2 separate regions of the Homo sapiens genome follow, and region 1 is linked to region 2. Evidence: chromatin contacts called from ENCODE Hi-C or POLR2A ChIA-PET data. All regions are on one chromosome and are shown on one strand. The core of a region is the stretch at or near the end of the contact, and the rest is flanking DNA. Distances in the headings are between cores, read along the strand shown.

Region 1 (6,973 bases), core at 2,211-4,710, 37 kb before region 2:
ATATGAGGAGGAAACCAAGGCCGGGAGGGGAGGTCAAATGTGAGCCTGGAAACTCCGGAGGTTAGAGCAAGCCTCGGAGCAGGTGCCGGTACTAGGCAGGGGAGACTGAAGCGTAGGGGGAAGCAGAGAGCGGCCCAAGGTCACTCAGGTGGGGTCAGAGCTGCCCCCTGTGCTCCATCCTTCCAGCTCGGGGCCTGTCCAAAGTCCCCTCCCACTGTGTGGTGGCCCAGGGGCGCCTGCCCACCTGTCTTTAAGCAGGGCCGGAGGTTGGCAGTAGAGGCTCAACTGCAGGCACCTGCCTGCAAATGGAGTGTCACCGAGGCTTATTAAACCCTGTGTCCGAAGATGACATTGAGGCTCAGAGAGGGCCAGCATGGCTCCCAAGGTCACACAGCACGAGCCACAGCCCTCTCGCCTCCCTGCCTCACCGGGCAGGCCCTGGCTGGCGCACGTGCATACGAGGCCCCTCTGCAATCCTGCCGAGCCACAAACTCGTCTCACCTTGGTCCTCAGAGGCGGGCAGGGCTCTGGGTTTTATGACCAGAGGAGACCGAGGTCACCTCCCCAGAGCCAGCCCACTGCAGCCCAGATGCTCCAAGGAGGGCTCCTCAAGGGTTGGAATGCTGGCACGCTTGCTCTGCGACCTTGGATGAGCCCCGTGACCCCTGCAGCCGGGGCGCGCTGTGTTCCTGGGGCTGTGGAGGGTCCCCCAGCTGCTGCCTGCAAAGCCACCCGTGGTGTCTTTTCTCCTCCGCGGCGGAAACTCCCAGGTCAGCTCAGGGCATGGCAGAGACCTGAGTGTGGGGTGTGGGTCAGAACTGCGTGAGACACCTGCACCCCCACCTGTCACCTGCCAGACCATAAACTGCCCTGCAGTAGCCCTGGGCAACAAGGACAAGAGGAACGAGCTTGGGTGGGGGTGAGCCTTGGGTGGGGGTGAGCATGGTCCAGTCCTAGCCCAGCCCTTGGGTCCACCCCAGCAGTCACTCCCCCTCTGCCAGCCTCAGTCTTCCCATCCAGACAGTGGGGAGATGGTCATCAGCCCTAGAGTGTTGTCTCGAGGGTTCGCTCAGCGGCTCATTGGGAATGCTTGTTGAGCGACTACTGTGCACTGTGTCAGGCCCCTGCGGAGCTGTCTTGAGAGCTGGAGGGGCAGAGGCCCCTCCCTGAGCCACCCATGTCAGCTGGACTCCAGCCCTGCCCCAGGCTCCTGTGTGAGAGCTCCCTTGCAAGGCAGCTCTGAGGGTATGAGGATAAGCCGTCCTTCCTCTCAGCCCCCAGGGTAGGGGGATTTCATCTCCTGCTGGTATCCGGGGGCCAGGAAAGGGGATGGAAGGAGCCGTGGGAGGACTAGTTAGGCAGGCCAGAGCCAGACAGACGGCCCGTGCTCAAATTCCAGTTCTGCTGCGCGACCCTGGCCAAGCTGCTCCCCCTCTCTGATCCCGTTCCCCGTTTGCAAAATGGGGCACAGACACAGATCCTGCCTTCCAGCGCTGTGGGTGCCGTCACGTACCGTGGGTCTCTGGGGCGATTATCAAGGCCCAGCCTCCCCCAGCTGCTCCGAGGAGCGGCTCTGGCCCTTGGGCCCCGAGCGCCGAGTCCAGAGCCCCAAAGCGCAGAAGGCGCCCCTCAGAGAATCCGGCGCTCGGGAGGAGCGTGGCCAAAGGACCAGCCCCTCCATCTGTCCCCCCAGCAGGCTGTGGACGGCCACTCGGTGGAAGTGTCGCCACCCACGCCTTTCTGGTTTGACTGGAAAACAAGGCCCATCCCACCTATCAGGATGCCTGAGAGAAGGATCTGGCCGGATTCTGCAGGCCGCCAGGCTCCCAGGCTGAGCCTTCCACCTGCTCAGGCGAGAGTGGGGGTGGGGCAGGTATCTCCAGGTGACAAGCAGGCCTCCCTCAGGGGAGGGAGAGAGAGGTCACCTCGGCCTCTCACAGGCATCTCAGCTAAGCAGGTGCAGCCTGGGCTGATGGCAGGGTGGACAAGGATGGGCTTCCGAGAGTCTGGCCTTGCTTGCCCCCAGTGACGGGAAGCTCAGCCCCTCCACTGTCGTCATGAAGCTTCCTCTTGGAACCTGGGCTCGGGCTGTAGTCTGGGCTTCCTGGCCCATGACATCTCAGAGTGTGGGAACAGGGTGGGCCTCAGTCCCGCCCATGAGTTGGGCGTCAGATGGGATCCCCCTGGCCTCCTCATCGCTGCCCCCATCCCCGCTGTCACACTTCCCACTGGGTCCCCACGGCCTTCCTGCCTCTGGCCCTTTAAGGCCCAGGCAGGAAGCCCCTCCCCATTTAGGGCAATAAATGGACACGTAAAATGGCCGAGGGCCTGTTTGCTCCATGTCTGGCCCAGAGGGAGGCCTGCGGGCGAGGGCAGGCGGGCAGGGGGCGGGCTGGCAGCTGGCAGCCACCCCAGGCCGTTGGTGCCCCCCGATCGGGACACTGCATTCCTGTCCCATTAAACCCAGGCCGAGGACTGGGCCAGGCGGGGCTTGGCACCAGGTCAGGGCGGGGTTACCCGTCGGGACCAACCTTGCAACACAGGCCGCTGGGCGGGGAGGGGGCGGGGGCTGCCGGGTGCGGGCCTGGCAGCCGCACCTGCACACCAGGCTTACAGTGTGACCTTGGGCCGGCCGCCCACCCTCTCTGGGCCTGATCTCCCCTTCCAGCTTCCTCCTCAGGCCCCACCACTCACTCCCTTGGTAGGTGAGGAGGGGACTGAATTCCCGGAATAGCATTCAGGAGCAAAGTTCCCATCCGTGAGGGGTGGTGAACAGCCTGGCAATGTGTTTTGGGGACTGGCTCTGGCGCACATTAGGTCCCTGGGCTAAGTTTGCTGAATGGATGTGAGCGGGACCCTGACCACAGTGGGGGGCCCCTTTCCACTGTTACGACCCCCATCCCCCAGGAGACAGAGGCTCAGAGAGGTCTCGCATCTTGCCCAAGGTCACACAGCTTGGAGGTGGGGGAGCCGAGGCTTGAACCCGAGCTGCTCTGCACAGCACATGAGGGGTGAGAGGTCCCTTTGGCCTCCTTCCCTGCTCTCCCTGGGCAGAGGGTTGGGTGGGGGCCCTGATCCCCTCATTAGACGGCCCCCTGCTCCAGGAAGTGACCTTCGGGAAGGTGGCGGGTGGCAGTTACCTGCCCAGCCCTCACCTTGTCGTGTGACCTTGGGGAGGCCCCTGGCTCCCACACCCTGCACTAGCGATGCAGCCTCCTCTCTGCCGGTCCCCCTTCCCCGGTCGCCCACCTCCAGGCCTCAGTTCCTGATGCTCCCCGTGCTGGGGTGCCCTTCTTGGGATGCCGGGGTCCTTCCTAGGCGACATCTGCTGCTCCCTGAGCCACGTCAGGGTGCTTCCGAGCTCACGACACATCCCCCGCAGCTGGGAAGTGGCAGCTGCCCAGATCAGAGGGCTGCTGTGTGACCTCGACTGGGCCGCCTCACCTCTCTGAGCCTCTCAGGGACCTGGGGAAGACGAAGTGAAGGTGCCCAGTTAGTTTGGGAGCACAGAGGGGGCCGAAATGCGGCCCGGGTGCCGTGGCTCTCGACAAACACTACAGCAAGTGACCCTTAGGTTAGATGGGAGGTGGGACCGGCAGGCTGCACAGCCCCCTGCTTCTGGGTATGCCTGGCAGCCAGCTGGGTGGGCCGGGGCGTGGGCTGTCTCTGGTTTATCCGGCGGTTTGCTGCGCCCCTACTATGCGCCACCCTGGGAGGGTTGGGCTTAGGGGCCTGGGAGTGGCCCGGGGGGAGGAGGGCGCCCCACCTCCAGCCCAGGAGGGGCCTGCCAGGGCCTGCCCCTCGGCCGCCGAGTCAGCACCAAGCAGCCCCGGAAATCCCACGGAGGCCAGCGCGGGGGAGGAGCTGTGATGAAAGATGGGGCCCCGGGTGGGTGTGGGCCGAGCCCAGGGGACCCTGGCCGGCAGGGGTGGGGACCTGGCTGGCGTGGGGCCGGGGCTTCCTGGAGGAGGGGAACGAAACCGCCACCTCCGGAGGCGTGTACCGTGTGTCGGGCGCACAGTGGGGCTTCAGCACTCGGGGACTTTTTATTGCCAAGACTTTGTGGCCCCCGCCGGGGGTGCTCTGGCTGGGCCCGGCCTCCCCTCTCCCACCTCGGAGGCAGGGTCTTCGGCCCTTTCCTTAGGGGAGGCCTCCAGGAGGCCTAGGTGGGGGCATTGGCGCAGGGCGTGGCCGGCAGGTGGCTTGTGTTCCTGGAGTGAGGGCGTGGGTCAGTTGTCTCAGAGCGAGTTTAGTTTCCAGGGCGAGGGCAGGGCCTTGCCCTGGGTGGGTGGGGGGACCGGCCCCTCCATCATTTCCTGGCCCCCAGCCCCTGGGAGTCAGCCCTGCCGGGCATCCTTAGGCCAGGACTGCAGCCCTCTCTGGGCCCCGGCATTCTCATCTGTAAAACGCGGCCACAGTCCTCTCACGGGGGCTTTCCTTGGCTGACATCACCCCGGGCCTCGCTGCTTTGAGGGAGGGCCTCAGTGATATTTAGGGGGGAACAGGGGCCCAAGAGAGGGTCCCAGGCTGGAGAGGGCAGAGACTGGGACCCCCGGACCCAACCTGGAACTGGGATCTTCACACTGGCGGGGACCTGCAGGAGGTCGCTGAGCCACCTGGATTATTTTGGGCCCATCCTCCAGGCCCCAGGAAAGACACCTCCCAGCCACTCCAGAGCGGGGACCCTGGTCACCCGAGGGGAGGAACGGCCCAGCAGGCCAGGGATAGCCATCTTGGGGCGTTGGTGGCCTGGGTCAGAGGTCTCCCCCCATGCTGGGGTGGGTAGGAGGGCCCGGGCCCGTCTGATCCGGAGCTCCATCTGCTCACACGCTCCCCGCGGCCCAGGGCCAGACGGCAGATGGTGGCAGGGGGTGGACACCACCAAAGGGGACTCCTCGGAGGCTTCCCAGGGCCGAGCCTTGGGTGGGGTCGCTCCCCTCCTACCCTCCCTGCTCCCAGCAGCCACATCTGAGCCCACCGCCCCACCACAGGCCTTAGAGTAGACGGGGGTGCTGAGCAGCTGGGCCCTGGGCCGAGGCTGGAAGGAGGGAAGGAAGGCGGGTGGAGGGGCCTGGGGAGCGTGGTGGCACTGAGCAAGCTCACAAAGGCCTCTGTGTCGCCTGGCAGCTCAGGCCCCGCGCTGAGGGCCCTGGGCTTTGGGTCCGGCTGGACCGACACCATGCCTCCCTTGTGGGGCCTGGCTCAAGCCCGTCGGCGTCAGAGCCTGCCTGAGCTGCTGGGCTGGGGGACAGGAGGGTCTGGTGGCCCGGAGGAGGCCATGAAAGGCCCAGCTCAGGCCCTCTCCCCAGGGGCCTTGCCCAGGGGCTCTGGCCCGAGAGCCACCGGCCGGCCTGGAGGAATGTGAGCTGTGCTGGGTGACTCGGGGCCGCCAGGGGCTCCCAGGAGAGGGCGGAGGGGTGGGGACAGGGGCCAGAGGGTTGCACAAGCTCCGAGTGGGTGGATGAGTCACAGCCGAGGGGAAGGCGGAAAAAAGGGAGGGGGAGAAAGGGGTGGGACAGACACAGTCCCCCCAGGGCCCGGCGCTGCCCGAAACCTCTGCCCATTTGACAGATAGGGAGACTGAGGCCCAGAGAGGGCCAAGGCCTTGGCTGGGGCTGAACAGCTCAGCTGGGGTGGCTGAGAGTTGGGGAGGGGCTGCCAGGCAGTCCTGTGGGCAGGCAGGAGGTGGACAGGGGTTCCCCCGGCTCCCTGCTCCTCCTGGGCTGTAGCCCGGTCTCTGTTACTCACAGCCAGGGCTGAGCCCTATGCTGGGGGCTCTGAGGGGCAGGAAGGGGTTTAGCCTGCGGAGTCACTGGCCCTGTCCGGACGGGGCACACCCACGGTGGCCTTGACCTCAGCTGGGTTTCGGCACTGGGTCCCCGTGCCTGGGCTGCCACACCCCTTCCTGCTGACTCAGAGCCCCCCTGAAAAGAACCAGGCCTGACCAGGAGGCAGGAGTCAGGGTTGGGGAGGCCAAGGGGTCGGCTCTTAGGTCCACTCTGGGTTTGAGTTTGGACGCAACTGTGTCCTCATGGTGGGGCCTCGGGCAAGTGGCCTCAGCTCACGACGGAGTGGGTGCTGCCGGTGGGGTTCGGGTGGAACTGGCGGGAAGTAGGTGTTATGTGTTGTTGTTATTGTTTTTTTTTTTTTTTTTGGAGACGAGTCTCGCTCTGTCACCAGACTGGAGTGCTGTGGCGTGATCTAGGTGGCTCACTGCAGCCTCCACCTCCTGGTTCAAGTGATTCTCCTGCCTCAGCCTCCCGAGTAGCTGGGACTATAGGCCCGCGCCACCAGGCCCAGCTAATTTTTTGTTAGAAATGGGGTTTCACCATGTTGCCCAGGATGGTCTCAATCTCTTGACCTCATGATCCACCCACCTTGGCCTCTCAAAGTGCTGGGATTACCGGCGTGAGCCACCGCGTCTGGCCATAGTAGGTGTTTTGTAAAGGTCACTGCGTGGCCTCCCCTCTGTATCGGCCGAAGCCCGTGCTCAGATCAACAGGAAAATGGCTCAGATCAGGGCACTTCTCTCGAGCTACTGCGTCCTCCTGTAGCGCCTCAGAGTGCCCTTTCCTTATTTATTTATTTTTCCAACACGGAGTTTCGCTCTTGTTGCCCAGGCTGGAGTACAATGGCGCAATCTCACCGCAACCCCCGCCTCCCGGGTTCAAGCGATTCTCCTGCCTCAGCCTCCCGAGTAGCTGGGATTACAGGCACGCGCCACCACACCTGGCTAATTTTGTATTTTTAGTAGAGACGAGATTTCACCATGTTGGTCAGGCTGGTCTTGAACTCCAGACCTTAGGTGATCCGCCTGCCTTGGCTTCCCAAAGTGCTGGGATTATAGATGTGAGCCACAGTGCCCAGCCCTTTTTTTTTTTCTTTTTCTTTTTCTTTTTTTTTTTTTTTCAGACCGAGTCTCGCTGTGTTGCCCAGGCTGGAGTACGGTGGCTCCATCCAGGTTCACCACAAC
Region 2 (7,333 bases), core at 4,009-6,508:
CGAGGTGGCCTGAGCTGCTCACCCAGTGCCTTGCACAGCTCCGGGTGCTTTACCCCAATGGTCTTCAGCCTCTGCAGCAGCTCCGATGAGGTCAGCTGCCGCACCAGGTACAGGGCCACCGAGTAGCTCTGGGGACAGAAGGAAGGGGTCAGGGCTGGCAGGACGGGGCCGGGGTTGGGGGGCAGGGTGGGCACCCGGGCACGCACTCACCTTGCCGTAGTTCCCCCAGGTGACAGTGATGCGGTTGGTGGCCGAGGACAGGTACATGAGGTGGGTGAGGTTGATGGGGCGGCACGGCCTCTTGGGCTCCACCCCGGGCTTATTGGAGGGGTAGTAGCCCTGCAAGCAGATGGGCCGCTCAGCCTCGAGCCAAGAGCGGCTGGGAAATCCGACGGCCCCCACCCTCCCTCCACGCCCCCCAAACCCGTGCAGCCGACGCGGGGGCGGGGCATGCTCACCGGGACGGAGCAGTAGCTGTGGTTGACCTTCACAGCGATGTTGGGCGGGTACTGGTCCTCCTGAGGGCAGCTGGTGTCTGAGTAACAGATTCTGCAACGACAACAGGGACCATGGGGCGGGGAGGGGGCGCACAGGAGGGACTAGGCTGCTGCGGGGGTACACGAGTGGTAGCCAGGCGGCAGTGATGGGGGCACCGGAGAATGTGACACGGGGGGTATCAGGGCCCCCGGGTGTGGCCTGAGTGGGGGTCGGATGGTGATGTATCCCCAGACAGGGATAGACAGCAGGTGAGGAGAGCTGGGCTCTGCTGTTAGCAGGGGAGACTGAGAAGGGCCTGGGCCAGGACTGGGGGGCGGGGAGGGGCGGGTGGCTGGGGGTCCAGCCCTGGGGTCGCGGGCACACCTGGGCATACCTCAGGACGACCTGCACGGCTTTAACTCCGGGCTGCAGTTCCCTGTGGGTGTGGAGCAAACCAGAGGAAAGGAAAGGAGAGCTGAGTGAGGAGGGCGTGACCCCAGCCCACCCGACAAGGTGGAGACCGCCACACCACAAGGCTCCCTCCCCCAGAGCTGGGAAACTGAGGCCCAGGACTCTTTTGTACGGGCTGGGTGAGAGGAGTGGCTGTGAGGTCAGGAGAGGGGCTGGCCTCCCTGGAAAATGCAACAGAATCCACAGCAAAACCCTGAACCAGAGAGGGCAGCCAGGTGCCTCTCCCTGCGAAGAAACATAGCTAAAACGTGCATGCGGGAATCTAGCAGCTGGCTCACAATGGCAAGAAAACACCCAGTTTGGGAGGTCAAGGCTGGCGGAGCTCTTGAGCCCAGGAATTTGAGACGAGCCTGCGCAACATGGTGAAACTGTCTCCACAAAAAATTACCCAGGCGTGGTGGTGCACACCTGTGGTCCCAGCTGCTTGGAGGCTGAGGCAGGGGGATCGTCTGAACCCATGGAGGCACAGGCTGCAAGCTATGATTGCACCACTGCACTCCAGCCTGGGTAACAAAGAGAAACACTCTCCAAAAAAAAAAAAACAAAAACCAGTAACACCTGAGGATAAACTTTAACAAGAAACGCCCCCAGAAGAAGAGGAAAAAGTCTATCTACCCAAAGACGCATCCGTGGATGTTCACAGCAGAACTGACCACAACAGCCACAAACTAGCAGCATCCTGAGTGTCCTTCCGTAGACCGAAGGACCAACACGCACGGGACGCGACCCAGCCATGGAAAGGAGCCAGGCTCAGACCCAGGCCTCAGCACAGGTGCACCGTGAGGATGTCCCACCCAGTGAGAGACGCCAGACACGAAAGGACACACAAGGCAGGTGGCTCACGCCAGTAACCCTGGCACTTTGGGAGGCGGAGGTGGGTGGGTCACTTGAGGTCAGGAGTTCGAGACAAGCCTGGGCAATATGGTGAAACCTCGTCTCTACTAAAAATACAAAAATTAGGCCAGGTGCAGTGGCTCACGCCTGTAATCCCAGCACTTTGGGAGGCCGAGGCGGGCGGATAACAAGGTCAGGAGATCGAGACCCTCCTGGCTATCATGGTGAAACCCCGTCTCTACTAAAAATACAAAAAAAAAAATCAGCCAGGCGTGGTGGCGGGTGCCTGTAGTCCCAGCTACTTGGGAGGCTGAGGCAGGAGAATGGCGTGAACCCAGGAGGCAGAGCTTGCAGTGAGCCAAGATCGTGCCACTGCACTCCAGCCTGGGCCTCGGAGTGTGACTCTGTCTCAAAAAAAATACAAATATTAGCTGAGTGTGGTGGTGCACGCCTGTAATCCTAGCTAGTCAGAAGTCTGGGGCAAGAGAATCACTTGAACCTGGGAGGCGGAGATTGCAGTGAACTGAGATCGCGACACTGCACTCCAGCCTGGGCGACAGAGTGAGATTCTGTCTTAAATAATAATAATAAACGAAAGCCACATAGTATGTGATTCCACTTCTATGAAATGTCCAGGACAGACCCATTTACAGACAGGAGGGGATGCGTGGGGGCCAGTGGATGAAGGGTGGCAGCTGCTGGGGATGGACATGACTGCCCTGAGACTAGGCAGTGGTGGGAGCTGCGATACCTACTGATCCACGAGAACCCACTCGATGACACCCTTAAAAACTGTATATTCTATGGTATGCAAATCATATCTCGACATAAGAAAAAGAAATGTGGGATGGGCAGGGTGGCTCACGCCTGTAATCCCAGCACTTTGGGAGGCAGATGTGGGGTGGATCACGAGGTCAAGAGATTGAGATCATCTTGGCCAACATGGTGAAACCCTGTCTCTACTAAAAATACAAAAATTAGCCAGGCGTGGTGGTGCGCACCTGTAGTCCCAGCTACTCGGGAGGCTGAGTCAGGAGAATCGCTTGAACCTGGGAGGCAGAAGTTGCAGTGAGCCGACATCACGCCACTGCACTCCAGCCTGGCGACAGAGCGACTTCATTTCAAAAAAAAAAAAGAAAAAGAAAAAGAAATGTCCAGAAGCTTTCTGAGGAGAAAACCAAACTTTTTTTTTTTTTTTTTTTTGAGACGGAGTCTCCCTTTGTTGCCCAGGCTGGAGTGCAGTGGCAGGATCTCGGCTCACTGCAAGCTCCGCCTCCCGGGTTCACGCCATTCTCCTGCCTCAGCCTCCCGAGTAGCTGGGACTACAGGCGCCCGTCACCACACCCGGCTAATTTTTTTGTATGTTTGGTAGAGACGGGGTTTCACTGTGTTAGCCAAGATGGTCTCGATCTTCTGACCTCGTGATCCACCTGCCTTGGCCTCCCAAAGGGCTGCGATTACAGTTGTGAGCCACCGTGCCCAGCCCAAACTGATTTTTTTATACTGTGTGGCTGGCTCTGAGCACTCTGCAGCAGGGACCCAGTGCAGGTGGAGGCTGTGCTGACCCAGGTACATAGACAAGGAAGACGAGGCTGAGAAAGACGAGGTCGCCACCTTGGGTCACCCAGGCAGAGAGGCCTCCATGGCCAAGCCTGGCTCGGCTGGATCTGAACCCTTACTAGGTGTGAGGGCCAGGCTGGGAGGCCCCAGGAACCTGGCCCCACAGCAGGTGGGGGCGGTGGGTCTGAAGCGGCTGGGCACGAGAAGCTAGGCATTAAATGGGGGCGCCCGGCCCAGCCCTGCCATGGACTCAGGGGTGACCTGGGCAAATGGCCTCCCCTGTCCTAAGGGCCCAGCACCTACCATTAGCCTGCCCAGCAGGAATCTGTCTCAGCTGGAGGCAGTACAGCCTCGGAGAGACTGAGGGAGGAGCAGAGCGCAGGGCAGCCACACTGGCCCCTCACCTGCCACAGTTCAACCGTCCTCATCTGAGGACGACCCTGCCCCAGGCGACACCGAGCTGTGTCTGGGGACATCTGTGGTTGTCAGAGTTAGGGGTGTTCCTGGCACAGAGCAGGTGGAGGCCAGGGATGCTGCTCAGCAGCCTGCAGTGCCCAGGACGGCCCCACCGAGGGAACCATCCCACCTCACTATCCACGGTATGGAGGGGGAAACCCCGTATTCATTATATAACTGGGAAAAAACCTGACTTCCGCCAGGCGCAGTGGCTCACGCCTGTAATCCCAGCATTCTGGGAGGCTGAGGTGGGTGAATCACCTGAGTCAGGAATTCGAGACCAGCCTGATCAACATGGCAAAACCCTATCTCTACTAAAAATACAAGATTAGCCGGGCGTGGTAGTGAGCGCCTGTAATCCCAGCTACTTGGGAGGCTGAGGCAGGAGAATTGCTTGAATCCAGCAGGTGGAGGTTGCAGGAAGCCAAAATCGCGCCACTGCACTCCAGCCTGGAAGCCTGGATAACAAGAGCTACACTCAGTCTCAAAAAAAAAAAACAAAAAAACACCTGACTTAACTTCCTGCTCATGCTGGACACCAGAATAAATTCCTAAGGCGGGCGGTGTAAACCGGGGACCCCCAGCTCCTGGGATTCACCTACTTTCTCCCCCTCCAATTCAGGGTGTGGATTTCAATGTATGCAGCCTTCTGGGACCTCAGCAGGGCAGAGGATCATGGGACACAGAGTCTCTTGGGGATACGTGGAATCCCCTAACCCAGGGAGGTCTCGCCCGGGTTATCCTGCCCTAGGGGACACTGGACAATGTCTGGGGACATCTGTGGTTGTCACAACAGGGGTGTGTTCTTGTCATGGCGTGGGTGGAGGCGAGGAATGCTCCTCCGCTCCCTGCAATGCCCAGGATGGGCCCAGGAGGGCAAGACCGTGTTAAAAGGGCACAGTCAGTCCGCCTCTCTCTAGCAGGCTGCAGGGCACAGGCAGTGGGCACACAGGCCAGCACCTGAGACCCAGGATGGGGTTTTCTGGAAGGAAGCAAACCCGGCCACTGCCTTGCAGCACGGTTCTGGACTGAGCCCGAGCGAGGCCTGCAGTGGACGTGGCTGCCGGCTCTCCCCAGTGAGCCCAGGAGAAAGTGGGTGGGCGGGCGGTGGGGTGCTGGGCTGGGGGAGGTGCCGCACACCTGGAGTTCCGGATCAACTCCACCTGTCTTGGCGTCAATGCGAAGATGCACGGGCTCTCCTGAAGCTTCTCGTTGTTCTGTGGGACTGAAGACAAACACGGGGTCAGGGGCATGTCTGGTCCCTGGCAGGTCCCCCGAGCCCAGTCGCTTTTCCCAGCCTGCGCCTCTTCAGACCAGGAAACAGGAAATGGGAAGTTGGCTGGACAGATATGTGGGGCAGAGGTGGGGGCCGCCCAGGAAGGAGGATGAGGGAGGACTCCCGCCCATCCCCTTCTCGGGGCCGCTCACCATGGCCTGTGTCCTGTTGACGGCCACTCAGATTGCTGGGTGACCTTCGCAGCCTGTGGGATGCAGGCGTCTACTTAGGAAACCGAAAAGTGCCGAGCTGCCTGGCGGGGAGAGCTGGACCCAGCCAGGCCAGCAGGACACTGCCATACCTCCTCTCTCCTGAGCACAAACCGGACCCGGCCCTTGCTCTCCTCCTGCCTGCAGGGTGGCCACGTCACCCGGACAGAGGTGGTGCGGGGGGTACTGACGGGATGAAGGCCATGGTGCTCACAAGCCTGGGCCCTACCCTCTTACTTACAACTGGACTGACAGGCAGAGGCGCAGTCAGAAAACATTGGTTTTTGTTTGTTTTGTTTTGTTTTGTTTTGTTTTGGAGATGGAGTTTTACCCTGTCGCCCAGGCTGGAGTGCAATGGCACGATCTCGGCTGACTGCAACCTCCGTCTCCCGGGTTTAAGCGATTCTCCTGCCTCAACCTCCCGAATAGCCACCAAGCCTGGCTAATTTTTGTATTTTTAGTAGAGATGGGATTTCGCCATGTTGGCCAGGCTGGTTTCGAACTCGTGACCTCAGGTGATCCGCCCATCTCAAACTCTCAAAATGCTGGGATTACAGGCGTGAGCCACTGTGCCCAGCCAGCCCCATTTTTTTTTTTTTTTTTGAGACTTTGTTTCACTCTTGTTGCCCAGGCTGGACTGCAATAGCACAATCTCAGCTCACTGCAACCTCCACCTCCTGGGTTCAAGTGATCCTCCTGCCTCAGCCTCCCAAAACAGCTGGGATTACAGGCATGAGCCACCACGCCCGGCTAATTTTCTATTTTTAGTAGAGGTAGGGTTTCTCCATGTTGGCCAGGCTGCTCTCGAACTCCCGACCTCAGGTGATCTGCCCACCTCGGCCTCCCAATGTGCTGGAATTACAGGCATGAGCTACGGCGCCTGGCTGCCGCATCTCTTAAAAAAACAGCAGGGTGTGGTGTCTCAAAAAAAAAAAAAATAGCCAGGCCTGGTTCGGGCGCCTGTAATCCCAGCTACTTGGGAGGCTGAGGCAGGAGAATTGTCTGAAGCTGAGAGGCAAAGGTTGCAGTGAGTGGAGATCACACCACTGCCTGGGCGACAGAGTGAGACTGTTTCCAAAAAAACCCAAAAAAACAAAAACAAAAACAAACGGCCAGGCGCGGTGGCTCACGCCTGTAATCCCAGCATTTTGGGAGGCCGAGGGGGGTGGATCACGAGGTCAGGAGATCGAGACCATCCTGGCTAACACGGTGAAACCCCATCTCTACTAAAAATACAAAAAATTAGCTGGGTGTAGTGGCAGGCGCCTGCAGTCCCAGCTACTAGGGAGGCTGAGGCAGGAGAATGGCGCGAACCTGGGAGGCGGAGCTTGCAGGGAGGCGAAGCTTGCAGTGAGCCAAGATCGTGCCACTGCACTCCAGCCTGGGCTACAGAGCGAGACTCTGTCTCAAAAAAAACCACCAAAAACAACAACAACAACAAAAAAAACAAAACTCTAGCTGAACAACAAAAAGACAGTGAGAACACAAACTACCAATATCAGAAATGAAAGAACAATAGTACAGACCCTACAGCTTTTCGGTTCAATAGGGGAATAAAAGGTGAAACTTTATGCCAATGAATCTGACAACTTAGTGACATGGACAAATCCTCCCAAAGATGCAAATTACCAAAACGGGTACCAAAAGATACAGGAAGTTTGAAAAGCTCTTTACCTGTTAAGGAAGTTGGATCCATAATTAAAACCTTTTCTGAAAACTGCAGGTCCAGATTGGGCATGGTGGCTCATGCCTGTAATCCCAGCACTTTGGGGGCTGAGGTGGGTGGATTGCTTGAGCCCAGGAGTTTGAGGCCAGCCTGGGCAACAAAGTGAGACCTTGTCTCTACAAAAAATTTTTAAATTAGCCAGGTGTGGAGGTGCACACCACCTGTAGTCCCAGCTACTTTGGAGGCTGAGGCAGGAGGATTGCTTGAACCCAGGAAGTGGAGGCTGCAGTGAGCCATGATCGTACCACTGCACTCCAGCCTGGGCAACAGAATCAGACCCCATCTCAAAAAAAAAAAAAAAAAAAAAGAAAAAGAAAATGCAGG

Evidence for each region. Hi-C counts contacts between places; a loop is a spot of excess contacts on that map. ChIA-PET counts read pairs that join two places held with the same protein, here RNA polymerase II (POLR2A). Pooled maps may share reads with other maps.
Region 1: a map of heart left ventricle shows a loop between it and region 2 (3-fold over the local background). The contact joins two enhancer-like sites. A Hi-C loop is called at or near these places in 23 of 168 maps with a recorded cell type or tissue (Right ventricle myocardium inferior, Right ventricle myocardium superior, adrenal gland and 14 more) and 18 of 50 pooled maps. POLR2A ChIA-PET finds 5 or more read pairs at or near these places in 12 of 52 experiments (AG04449, CD8-positive, alpha-beta memory T cell, GM10248 and 8 more).

What each region holds. Positions count from the first base shown.
Region 1 is chr19:4,056,963-4,063,935 of GRCh38, reverse strand. The region is part of intron 1 of ZBTB7A (zinc finger and BTB domain containing 7A); the gene reads left to right. Among named protein-coding and RNA genes, the nearest start is that of ZBTB7A, 6.4 kb to the left of the region's middle. RefSeq lists enhancers at 207-386, 881-1,388, 3,419-3,528, 5,617-5,676 and silencers at 2,339-2,388, 2,419-2,658, 3,679-4,068, 4,089-4,218. Within about 2 kb of position 3,460, at least 34 of the 41 ENCODE cell types and tissues checked have a DNase peak (open chromatin) inside an H3K27ac peak, as active enhancers do; they include psoas muscle and right lobe of liver, where a contact is called at or near this core.
Region 2 is chr19:4,021,726-4,029,058 of GRCh38, reverse strand. It overlaps PIAS4 (protein inhibitor of activated STAT 4), which reads right to left. Exons shown (of 11, transcript NM_015897.4): 3 at 4,939-5,023; 4 at 872-913; 5 at 459-549; 6 at 211-339; 7 at 23-128. Among named protein-coding and RNA genes, the nearest start is that of PIAS4, 18 kb to the right of the region's middle. Within about 2 kb of position 5,258, at least 5 of the 41 ENCODE cell types and tissues checked have a DNase peak (open chromatin) inside an H3K27ac peak, as active enhancers do; they include psoas muscle and right lobe of liver, where a contact is called at or near this core.